2 separate regions of the Homo sapiens genome follow, and region 1 is linked to region 2. Evidence: chromatin contacts called from ENCODE Hi-C data. All regions are on one chromosome and are shown on one strand. Each heading gives the region's core, a stretch centred on a gene start or an enhancer-like site at or near the end of the contact. The rest is flanking DNA. Distances are from core to core; before and after follow the strand shown.

Region 1 (6,529 bases), core at 1,556-4,055, 640 kb before region 2:
TTGTAACCACTCTCACCTCTGCAATCAAGCGCATCTTTCAGTTTGTATTATTTTTCATAAAGAAGACCCTCAACATTTTACAAGCTTCAGAGTCCCACAAAACCTATATCTGCTCCTGAGATGGATTCCCCAGGTTAGCACATGGGAACCACTGGAAGGAGCCGAATAGAAGCCGCCCCACTGCAGGGCCTGCTCTCTCCAGCTCACCCCAGCCCCATTCAGCCCACGTCAGCCCCCATGACAGCTGGCCTGGTTCAACTTCCCTCATGTTGCCGATGAGGAAGCCGAGTTAGAGACTTGCCCAAGGCCGTGCAGCCAGTTTGAGGTGGAGTCAGGTCTCTAACTCAAGTCTGGAGAATCCCAGTGTCTCACTCTGTTCCAGCCCTGATGATCTGAGCCTCTGTGAGATTCTTCTCCCCTTATCTAAATCATACTCATCTTTTAAGGGCTGACTCCAGTTTCTTCTTCCAAGAAGCCCTCCTTGACCGCTCCCATCAGCCCTCATGTTTCCTTTCCTCCTCTGACTTCCGTCAGGCTGGGTGACTGTGCAGACCCATTTATGACAGATCCTCTATGGCTTATGAACCTCTTAGGCCTCAGCATTAGGAGTGTGGGGTCGGGACCCAGCAGACCTGGCCTTCACATCTGTGACCCTGGGTGGGTGACCTCCCTCCCTGAGCCTGTATTTGCTCAGTTGAGATACGGGCATAATAGAAGAGGGAGTCCCTGAAAGGGTGGAGTGGGACAGGCACTGTGCCAGGCACACCATAGGAAGCGTGCTCTGGAGTGTCTGGTCCTCGTGATGGCTGCCAGTGATGCTGAGCAGAGCAGCGTCTCATCCTTCGTGATGTCTTCAAACCACCAATTGAGAGGGGGCCAGGAAACAGCAATACAGAGGGGACTTGAGAGGCAGCTGAGGGCAGTGGTGGAGAATGTGGACTTGAGAGTTGGACAGGATCCCACTGTGTGACTTTGGACAAGTTGCTCAATCTCTCTGAACCCCAGCTTTGACATTTGCAAAATGAGGGTCAATCACTTTTTCAAGGGATTGTGGCCTCGGTTTTATCATTTCCTAAAACTGAGACCACACCTGGGACTTGGGGGCTCAATCACGGGTGGCCATCAGCTACCCTGGGCAGGGAGGTGGTCAGAGGCAGCTGTGAAGTACAAGCTCCTGGAAAATGGCAGACCTGGAGGCCTCATTGAGCTTTGAGCTCACCCTAAGCTCACCCTAAATTGGAGAATTCCTTCTGGAATGTTGGTGCCATTCCCTCTATCCAGGAGGGAAGATGATGGTGGGACCACTCCTAAGGACATTCCTCTCAACTGGCCTCCCTCCTTTCCACTGCCTCTGTCACCCCATCACCTCCGCTCAGTGTCACCCCAGGCCGGCTCCAGGCATGCCTAGCATCTGAGACGTGCCCAGCTCACTCACAGACAAGGCACTCATACCCCCCAGGGCTCCAGTTCCAGCCCCAGTCACCCATTCATAGCCTCAGCCCCCTTCTCTTATGCCAAGGATTGCCTGTGGACCTCCAACAGAAGTTTCTCTGGCTGCGATCCTGACCTCCTACTCCCCACCCCTCCAACTATCCAGAATCCTAAGGAGGGAGGTGAGCATGGATATCTGATAAAACCAATGATAAAATAGCCTACACCTGTATAGACCTCCCAGGTGCTCAGGGCTGTTTTATATTTAAGTTAACTTAATCCTCACAGCAACCTTGTGAAGCAGGTGCTACCATCTCCTCGTTTTACAGATGAGGAAACTGAGGCACTGCGAGGTTAAGTAACTTGTGCGGGTTCACATAGAGGGAATCAGTAGGGGCTGGGATTTGAACCCTGGCAGTCGTGCATTGGATATATTCACTGTGTGGGCCCCAGCTTCCCCAGGTGCCCATGTTGCAGGGCAAGAAGACTTTCCCTGCACTGTCTCCTGTGAGCCTCCTGGCCACCTTTGGGGGCAGGCGCTCTTATTCCCTCCCTATAATCGGGTAAGGAGGAGAAGGAAGATGGAAGTGCGCTGGGCCCAAGGTCACCTCTGGGGTGGCCTGAAGCCTGGGCTCTGAGGATAGAGGAGCCAGACACACCGTGAGAGTCCACCTCTGCCCTGGGGCAGGCGTGGCAGCAAGGCAAGCACTTCCTGCTGTCCCCCGCCCCCTTGGTCAGCCCCAGACAGACACTCTGATCCCTGCCCCAGACCCAAACCCCCAAACCAGGCCAGCAGACTCACCTGGCTCCCCCTTGGGCCCCGGCAGTCCGTCGTACCCATCCTTCCCTGGTGCCCCGGGCAGGCCGGGCATCCCTGGGATCCCGTAGCAGCCTGTGTTGGCTTGGCCCCTGAGGGGCAGCAGCAGCAGGAGCAGCAGCAGCTTCAGCCCAAGGTGGGGCAGGGAGCTGGGCCCCACGTCCATCCCGGAGAAGGAACTGGGAGGGAGAGAGCTGAGCTGTCCCCGCCAGCCCCTCACCTGCCCCCAACCCTCTCATTCCCCAGGGCCCGTCCTCCTCAGCCCTCGGGAGCTCGCCTTCCTTCCTCCCCCAGGAGCCTCACCATGGATGGATGGTGGGGCCTTTTCTTCAGCCCAGGCCCCGGGGCCCAGCAGGAGTGGGAACCCTCCTTCCCCTCACACACCAAGCTGCCCCTGGCACCACATTTCAGGAAGGTGGCGGAAGGTGGAGGAAACGGCCATCTGCCCATACCTGGGCAGGGGTCCGGGCCTCACCTGCAGGTGGGCGGTTTCTGGCCTGGCACAGAGATGTCCTCAGATCTGCTTCCCCTCTCCCAGGCAAGAGGACACGGTGTCTGAGTGGTCAGAGCAAGGATTGCCCAAAGCAGGGCTGGGCCCCCTCCCCTTCTCGTGCCCTCCCCCAATCCCACATCCCCTTTCCCAGAATTTTCCCTGACTTGACACTTTCTTTTGGGTGCTGAGCCAGACTGACCACAGCAATACCCCATCCACATCCCCCCACCGGCAGTCAGTGTCCGAAATGAGGAACTGTCCCCTGCCCCAGCATCTGGCTGAGGGTGTGTGTGTGTGTGTGTGTGTGTGTGTGTGTATAAACACAAGCCCCCAGGGCACAGACGTCCCCCAGAGTCAGGTTCATCCCATCTAATGACCAATGTTAGCATTTGCTTTGCCTGAGACTCAGTTTTCCCAGAATCCCTAGGAGGAAGTTATTATCCCCCTTTACAGATAAGGAAACAGGCTCAGGAGGATGTACACCGTTGCCCAAAGTCACACACTGAGTGGTCTCTTGGGGCCCAAAGCCTTGCTCTGACCCCTCTGCTCAGCTGCCCCCAGAAACAAGCCTCACATGCACTTGTCAAGTTGCAAGCCTTGTTCTAGAAACTTCCATGTGCCCCATCCCAGTGGCCACACTTGGAGGTGGACCCCCAGGATGGACCCGCTTTGGCGGCAGGCAGCTGTTGTGGTGCACGGGCTGCCCTGGCTACAGAGCCAGGGCCCTGGCTTCTCCTTCCAGCCCTGTCACTGCATGGACCAGATGCCTTCAGCAAATCACTGGTCCCTCTGGCCTCCCTTCTGTCTACTGGGGTGGCCTTGGCTTTCAGTATTGGTGCCTCTTCCTTCGTTGGGGCACCTGGTCTTCCCTGACGGTTCCATCTTCCCTGCCAACACCACCCTCCTTGCCTGCATCCTGGGGGTGCCCTGCCTCTGGGCTTGGAGCCCACCATGGCTGGTGAGGGGCTCCCCATCAGGACCAGGCTGGCAGAGCTGAGAGGCCTTCTCCCCTCTCCCTCTTCTCCTCACATGAGATTCTAGGGATGAAGGGGCTGTCAGGCAGTAGCAGGGCTCCAGCCTCGACCCCACACCTGCCACCTGTGTCCATTGGTTCCCCCTCTGTAACATGGAGGCTTCTTACAGCTCCAGGCCAGTGGCTGGGATTCAGTGCACAACACACGTGTGATGCCTTGTCCCGTGCCAGGTATGGGCAGGTGTTCAGAGCTCTTCCCCTGCCTCACTGAGGAACCCTCAGGGTCTCAGTCTCCCCTTCTGTGTCTCCACCACGTGCCATGGGACTGCAGAGAGTGTGGGGTGAGTTAAGGGGCATGAACCCACTTGGCCCTAGGAGTCCCTGGTGGGTGGAAGCCTGGGCCGAGAAGAAATGATGGATACTGCATTATGGGGCTGGGGGCCACCCAGCCTAACGGCTCTGGGCTCCTCTCCTCCCTCTTCACCTCCTCTGCGCCTGGGTTCGGCTTGTCCAGCAGGTGGCAGCCTCGGCCCACGCTCAACCCTCCCGTGCCCCGCCCACTTGGCCCCGCTCCGGGCAGCTCCAGTTCATTCCCCTCCCAGAGGGGCCAGAGATTTTGCATCGGGGTAGTGGGTGGATGGTGGGGTATGGGTAGGATTTAGGGTAAGGGGGTGGCCGGGCACTCACTGCACACCCCATTTCTCTAGCTTGGCCTCTACTGCCGCTGATGGAGCCTCCACCCCTGGCATTTTCTTTGCGTGCCCTAACCCTGTGGGGTCAGGCACCCCTGGCTCAGCCCCAGGGCCCTTCCCCTTTCTGGCTGTGTGTCCTTGGGTGGATGTCTGCTTTCTCTGAGCCTCAGTGTCCACATCGATTTTGCTGGGATTAAATACATCAATGGCCGTGGAATGCCCAGCACGTTAGGTTCCCGAAGACCTGTCTCTTTTCCCGGTGCCTGTGAAACAGTGTGTGTTCTGGGTGAGCGAGGCGGGGGGAGAACAGGGCTGAGCTGACTCTGGAAGGGAGCTGAGGGCTACCCTGAGGCTGTGGAGGGTTCATCCTCTCCCTGGGCCCCCCTCACTTCTTCCCGACCCCCAAAGCCTGTTGGCAGGGCAGGGGCAGTCCCAGGAGGGGGTCTTGTACTTTAGAGGTGGGTATTCAGGTTGTGCACTCGAGGACCATGAGGCCATTTGTGCATCTGGCAGTGGATGGGAGGGACAGCCCGTGTTTCTGAGGATGGCCCTGTGGGAGTTTGAGTGTATGTGTGGGTGGTGGGGGGTCCGTGTGGGAGAGAACACAGGCATTCTGAGGCTCGTGCATGCTGGAGTGAGGAGGATGTGTGTCCCCGGGTGAAAGGAGTGTGTCTGGGACACATGCGTAAGAGAGAGAGAATATGCGATGGTTCATGGATGTTACTTGTATGTCTGAGGCAGGGGCTGTGTGGTATGATGGATTGTGCCTCCCTGAGTGTGTCTGTGGGTGTGAAGGCATAACTGGTGTGTGCGTGTGTGTGTGTGTGCAGCACAAAGCTAAACCCAGCTTCCTTTGAGAAACTGCATGGTGCATTGGACATTTTCAGATCTGAACTCCTGGCCCCCTTATTTCTCCTGCATTCGAGGGACAGGGTGGGGTTTGCTGCTTCATAGTAGCTTCCAGACAGACAAATAGGGCCCTGGAATGCACTGTGAGCATTCAAGACTCTCCCAGCCCCCAGCCTGGGCGGAATGTCCATCAGGCAGCAGAGGCAGCAGCCCTGGTCTCCACACCTGCCAGGTGGAAGCCCAGGGCTGGACTCAGGAAACCTAGCTTCAGGAAGGACTGCGGAGTGCCCTTGGGCCAATTGCTTCCCCTCTCTGATTCCTGCCCCTGCCTTCCCAACACAGGGTTGAAAAAGCACCTGTGTGATGTGTCATGTGCTTCATAGAAGCCAGGGAGGCTGGTGAGGGTAGTGGTTAAACACAGGCTTGGGCATCAGTAAGACTTGGGTTCAAATCTCAGCTCCTTCCCGCCTCCCCACCCTCCAATTTTTTTTTTTTTTTTTTTTTTTTTAAGAGATGGAGTCTCGCTCTGTCACCCAGGCTGGAGTGCAGTGGCGCGATCTCAGCTCACTGTAACCTCTGCCTCCCTGATTCAAGTGATTCTCCTGCCTCAGCTTCCCAAGTAGCTGGGACTACAGGTGTGCGCCACCACCCCTAGCTAATTTTTGTATTTTTAGTAGAGACAGGGTTTCACTATATGTTGGCCAGGCTGGTCTCGAACTCCTGACCTCTAGTGATCTGCCCGCCTTGGCCTCCCAAAGTGTTGGGATTACAGGCGTGAGCCACTGTGACTGGCCCCCAGATCCTCCCCTTAGATGCTGATTTGCTGATTGATGCCTACTCCTCGCAGCCTCAGTTTCATCATCTGTAATGTAGGGCCATCATACCATACCCAGAGCTTGGTCATAAAGATTAAATAAAATATAATAATAGCAAAAATTTCCATAGCCCTTGTTATAAACTGAGCACTGCTCTACAATTTTCATATATTAAGTCATTTAATCTTCCCAATGACCCTTTGGGATCATCAGTCCCACTTTACAGATGAGGAAACTGAGATCTCAGAGCTGGGTTAACATGCACATGATTAGACAGCTAATAAGTGGTGGCATCAGGATTCGAACCTGGGTAGATGAGGCTGCTAGGACATGCTAAACACATCATGTGAAATACTAAGAATGGGCTGGGCGTGGTGGCACATGCCTCTAATCCCAGCACTTTGGGAGGCCAAGGCTGGAGGATCACTTGAGGTCAGGAGTTCGAGACCAGCCTGGCCA
Region 2 (5,992 bases), core at 2,113-4,612:
CAAGCGATTCTCCTGTCTCAGCCTCCACAGTAACCGGGATTACAGGCACCTGCCGTCGTGCCTGGCTAATTTTGTATTTTTAGTAGACACGGAGTTTCACCATGTTGGCCAGGCTGGTCTCGAGCTCCTCACCTCAGGTGATCTGCCCACCTCGGCCTCCCGAAGTGCTGGGATTACAGGCGTGAGCCACCGCGCCCAGCCCCCCTGACTCTTTTGAACCTCAGCTCTTTCAAGGCCTCTTGAGCCTTCTGAAGCACAGCTCACCCTGATGAGTTCTTTGCCTCTCTTCCCATTTCCTACACATTCTGATTTTCAAAAGCTCCATCTAGACCAGGGTTAGCAAACTGTGGACAGTGGGGCACATCAGGCTTCTGGTCTGTTTTTGTAATAAAGATGTCCTGGAAATAGTCACATTCATTTCTGTATTGTTTGTGTCTGCTTTCATGCTACCATGGCACAGTCAAGTCATTACTATCCAAACCATCAAATAACCTAAAATATTCACTCTCTGGCCATTTACAGAATAAGCCTGCTGACCCTCTCCGATAAAACTTCCCATAATCATGGGAATGTTCTATATCTTTGCTGTCCAATATGGTAGCCACTAGCCACATGTGACTATTGAACATTTGAAATGTGGCAAGCAGGCCAAGCATGGTGGCTTACGCCTATAATCCCAGCACTGTGGGAGGTCAAGACAGGAGGATCACTGGAGCTCAGAAGTTCGAGGCAAGCCTGGGCAACATAGTGAGACCCCATCTCTACAACAATGTATAAAAATTAGCTGGGCATGGTGGCGCATGCCTGTAGTCCTAGCTACACAGGAGGCTGAGGTGGGATTATTGCTTGGACCTAGGAGGTCAAGGCTGCAGTAAGCTGAGATCACACCACTGCACTCCAGCCTGGGCAACACAGCAAGACCCTGTCTCAAAAAAAAAAAAAACAAAGAAAAGAAAAGAAAAGAAAAAAGCACTGAGGAAATGAATTGTTAACATTTTTAATGTAAGTAAATTTCAGCTGGGTGCAGTGACTCACACCTGTAATCCCAGCACTTTGAGAGGCCGAGGCAGGTGGATCACCTGAGGTCAGAAGCTCCAGACTGGCCTGGCCAACACAGTGAAACCCTGTCTCTACTAAAAATACAAAATTAGCCGGGCTTGGTGGCGCGTGCCTGTAATCCCAGCTACTTGGGAGGTGAGGTAGGAGAATTGCTTGAACCCGGGTGGCAGAGTTTGCAGTGAGCCAAGATTGTGCCATTGCACTTCAGCCTGGGCAACAAGAGTGAAACTCTGTCTCAATAATAATAGTAATAATAATTTAATTTAATTTTTTTTTTTGAGACAGAGTCTCACTCTGTTGCCCGGGGCTGGAGTGCAGTGGTGCAATCTTGTCTCACTGCAACCTCCAACTCCCAGGTTCAAGGGATTCTCCTGCCTCAGCCTCCTGAGTAGCTGGGATTACAGGCGTGAGCCACCGCACCTGGCCTAATTTAATTAAATTTAAATAGCCACAGCACATCAAGTCCAGCCTTCTGAGCTTCCCTCCACTGGCCTTACAAGATCCCTCACTCCCTTATTGCTTTCAGACCTCAAAGCCCTGTAGTATCATCCTAGGAATCTAGAAATGAGTCTCTCAAAATCTCACTTCGTCAACACAGTGCCTGAAATTCCACCATCAGTGTGCCAACTCCTTGAGTTTAGCATTTCCTTCACCCCCGATTCCAATTTTAAGTTGCAAATAGCCCAGTGAGGGTTACAGATGAAACGGGCAAAACCTCCCCGTGAAGTAGATGGTCCAAGGGCTGCCTGGTCTTTGGAAGCTGAAGTGGACATTGCAAAGGGAGCAATGGTGTCAAGGCTGGATGCCACGCCATTAGAGCTTAGGGTCCAGAGCCCACGGTGGGAATGAGGGCAGCTGCTATTGCTCTTACCTGCCAGGGCCAGCTGTAGGGGACCGCATCCTCACCATGGACAACGCGGCTGGAAGAGTGAGAGGAAGGTGGGCCATAGCCTGAGGCTAGAGGGGAGAGGAGAGCTGTCAATCAGCTGGAGGGTCCCCAAAAGCAAAGAGGAGGCCAGGGTCCCAGTCCAAGCCATGCCTTCAACTGGCTGTGTGACCCCATGCAAGCCCCTTTCGCCCTCTGGACCTCAGTAACCACATATGAACAGTGAACATTTAAACTAGAGCAGGGCTTTCCAGAATCCCAGGAGTCCAGGGATAGAGATTCAAATGTGGCCTCCTTCATTGGGAGGATTGAAGAGCTTGATACACTTAGAACAATGCCTGGCCCTCGATGAGCCCTCAAAAAGTGAGAGCTATTGTCATACAGAGTGGAGGCTTTAAAGAAGGACTTCCTGGGTTCAAAGTGCAGCTCTGGGCTGTGTGTGGTGGTTCACACCTGTAATCCTAGTGCTCTGAGAGGCCGAGGCGGGAGGATCGCTTGAGCCCGGGAGTTTGAGACCAGCCTGGGCAACATAGCAAGACCTCATCTCTAGAAAAATAAAGTACAATAAAATAAAGTAGCCAGGTATGGTGGCATGTGCCTATAATCTCAGCTACTCAGGAGGCTAAGGTGGTAGGATTGCTTGAGGCCAGGATTTTGAGACCAGTCTGGGCAACAAAGCAAGACCCCATCTCTACAAAAAAAAAGCAAAAAATAAAAACATTAAGTGCAGCTCTGCCTTTTGTTCTATGATAAGCTACTTTACTTCCTTGAGGGTCAGTAAAATGGGGGATAATGATAGTACTGATCTCCTGAGGCTGTTGTGAGAATTACATGAGAAAGTATAAGAAAATCCCTAAACATTCTGCCTGGCATAGTAAGCACTCAATCAATGTTATCTGTTACCATTATTGTCAGTCAAGGGAGGCTGTTTGGAAGAGGTGGCCCTGAGCTGGAATGTAATATGGCAGAGAGACCAGGAAAAGGCCAGAGCATAGAATATGGAGCCAGGTAGGGGGAGTGAGAGGAGAGTTGGAGTGGTAAGTAGAACTGTGGAAATTCCAACCCAAGAAGTCCAACCACACAGTCCAAACTCTTAACCGTTTGACTTTGTTTACTGCCCCCATCAAGGACTTCCACCACAGCCCTTTGGGGGTCTTTCACCATCCACAGCTTCCCCTCCACTCTCCTGCTCCATCATAAGCTGAAAGCCCCTACAGTCATGCCCCCGGGTACAAGCTGAGACCCCCTCCTGTGGAACCAGGCATAGCATGTCATGGGACTCAGAGCGAGTGGTAGATTTCAAGGATTCCTAGTCCAGGGCAGCCCAGGGAGCACACAGACAGGTTGGGGTCTTACCAACGGCCACAAGGAGGAGGGAACTGAGCAGCCGGAGCATCATGAGTTTTGTGATGATAGGAAAAGGGCACAGAGCCTGGGGCTCTAATATAGGGCAGAAGGTAAGCAGGGGGGCTGATTGGGCCCCACTCCCAGAACAGGTGGTGGAACTCCAGGTCTCCCATGGTCCAAGGCCACAGTCCTCGCCTGCTGCAGATGGACAAGTGACAGCCAAAGGGAGGACCTAGCGTTCCCTCCAACAGGTGGCTGGACAGGTGGTGTGGAGTGGCCAACTGATAACAAGAGTTCAGGAAGAAAAGCTCATGTCAGGACAAGACCTCCTCTTTCGGAAAGAACAGGGGCACTGGAACCGGGCAGACCACGGTTCAATCCTGGTTCTGCCACCTTCAAGCTCTGCGACTTTGGGCGCATGGCTTAACCTCTCTGAGTCTCAGTTTTCTGCTCTCTAACATGAGATTTATATTAGTACCCACCTCCACAAAAAAATTCTTGTTGAGCACTTTTTCTCTATGTATCAGGCACTGTTCTAGGGGATACAGCTGTGAAAAATGCATGGTCTCAGCCCTTCTAGAGTTTGAGTCTAGGCCAGGAGCGGTGGCTCACACCTGTGATCCCAGCGCTTTGGGAGGCCAAGGTGGGAGGATCACTTGAGGTCAGAAGTTCGAGACATGATGAAACCCTATCTCTACTAAAACTACAAAAATTAGCCAGGTGTGGTGGTGAGCACCTGTAATCCCAGCACCTGTAATCCTAGCTACTGGGAGGCTGAGGGAGGAGAATCACTTGAACCTGGGAGCGGAGAGGCAGAGGCTACAGAGAGCCGAGATCATGCCACTGCACTCCAGCCTGGGCCACAGAGCAACACTGTCTCAAAAAACAAAAACAAAACCAAAAAAAAAAACAGAGAAGAAAAGAAAATGAAACATAGGTGATTGGGGTAGGAATGGGAGTAAGTCATTTAGATGGGGGGGACAGAGAAAGTGACATTTGGGCTGAGGAGGTCATATCTGATGGAGTCCTGAGGATAAGTAAAAGCCAGCCACGGGAATCCCTGAAAGAAACGCGCTCTGAAGGGAGGCGACAGCAGGTGCGAAGTTCTGGAGGCTGCAATGGGCTTGACTTGTTCAAGGAAGGGGAGGCCAGTGTGACAGGAGCTTGGTAGTCAAAGTAGAGAGGGGTGGGAGATGAGGTCAAAGAGCAGGCGACCCCGAAAGTGGAATTCACAGGTGATCCAGCCGTTTCCCTCCTAGGTCTATACCGTGAGAAAACCTTAGGCATGTGCTCCAGGAGGTGTGGATGAGATTGTTTGCCGCAGCCCCTGTTCTCAAAACTCAACAGCAAAGACCTAGAAACAACTCCCACGTCCATCAAGGTTCATAGGTCAATATGTGTAGCATATTCACACAATAGATTTTTTTTTTTATAGTGGTGCGATCTTGGCTCACTGCAACCTCCACCTCACGGGTTCAAGCGATTCTCCTGCCTCAGCCTCCTGAGTAGCTGGGATTACAGGCGCGCACCACCACGCCCGGCTAATTTTTGTATTTTTAGTAGAGACGGGGTTTCACCATGTTGGCCAGGCTGGTCTCCAACTCCTGACCTCTGGTGATCCACCCACCTCGACCTCCCAAAGTACTGGGATTACAGGCATGAGCCACTGCATCCGGCCAGACGGGGCAATTTAAATAGATCCCTCCTGGGGGAAAGTCAGGCATCTTGCTGAGCAGGTTTTGTTTTAGGAGTGAACCCCCTCCAATCACAGCCTAGCCACTCTGATAGCCTGGGTTCGTGGAACGTGTGTGGACACAAGGGAAGCAGCTGTGAAAATCCTTTATACTGTGATAAAAATAGCCATGCCCTCCCCTACCCTCTGTTCCCTATGTGCCCGGACATGTTTGCTCAGCTTGAAAGCTCTGAGCCATTCCCCAGACCCTACGCCAGGGAAGAAGGAGGGAGGGGCCCAGGAGGTGGCTGGGGAGAGATAGGGTTAGGTCCGATAAGCCCAGATTCCACTGTAGAGTGTCTGAAACCCACAGGGCCTAAAACGCGATCTAATCCAACCACTTTTATTTGACAGAAGGGAAAATGATGGGCCAGGCACAGTGGCTCACGCCTGTAATCCCAACACTTTGGGAGGCCGAGGAGGGTGGACCACCTGAGGTCAGGAGTTCGAGACCAGCCTGACCAACATGGAGAAACCCCATCTCTACTAAAAACACAAAATTAGCCGGGTGTGGTGGCACATGCCTGTAATCCCAGCTACTAGGGAGGGTGAGGCAGGAAAATCGCTTGAACCTGGGAGGCGGAGTTTGCGGTGAGCCGAGATCGTGCCATTGCACTCCAGCCTGGGCAATAAGAGCAAAACTCTGTCACAAAAAAAAAAAAAAGAAGAAGAAAATGATGACCCAGAGAAAAGCCAGGACTTGGTCAAGTTTCCCTGGTTTGTTACTGCTTGGCCTGGTGAAGGGTAGCCCACGGACACGGGAGGGTCCACTCTCCCTCCCCCAACTTCAACCGAGAAGCCTTCCCGGCTTCTTACCCAGGTGACCTTGAGCAAGTCCCAGCCTCTCTGTCGGCTCTGCTGGGTCCCCAGGGAGAGGGGCTCCCTGACGCCAACTGTCCCACCACAACCCCTGCCTGATTGGTTACTTCAAGGCCTTATGGACTGACACTGGCAGTTGCACGGCTGAT

Evidence for each region. A loop is a pair of places that touch in the nucleus more often than their neighbours do. Pooled maps may share reads with other maps.
Region 1: a map of thyroid gland shows a loop between it and region 2 (5-fold over the local background). The contact joins the promoter of C1QC here to the promoter of CELA3A in region 2. A Hi-C loop is called at or near these places in 1 of 168 maps with a recorded cell type or tissue (thyroid gland) and 5 of 50 pooled maps.

Annotation. Positions count from the first base shown.
Region 1 is chr1:22,639,909-22,646,437 of GRCh38, reverse strand. C1QC (complement C1q C chain) reads right to left here and starts at 2,805. Exons shown (of 3, transcript NM_172369.5): 1 at 2,724-2,805; 2 at 2,234-2,427. The coding sequence starts at 2,414.
Region 2 is chr1:21,999,027-22,005,018 of GRCh38, reverse strand. CELA3A (chymotrypsin like elastase 3A) reads right to left here and starts at 3,362. Exons shown (of 8, transcript NM_005747.5): 1 at 3,302-3,362; 2 at 1,931-2,016. The coding sequence starts at 3,344.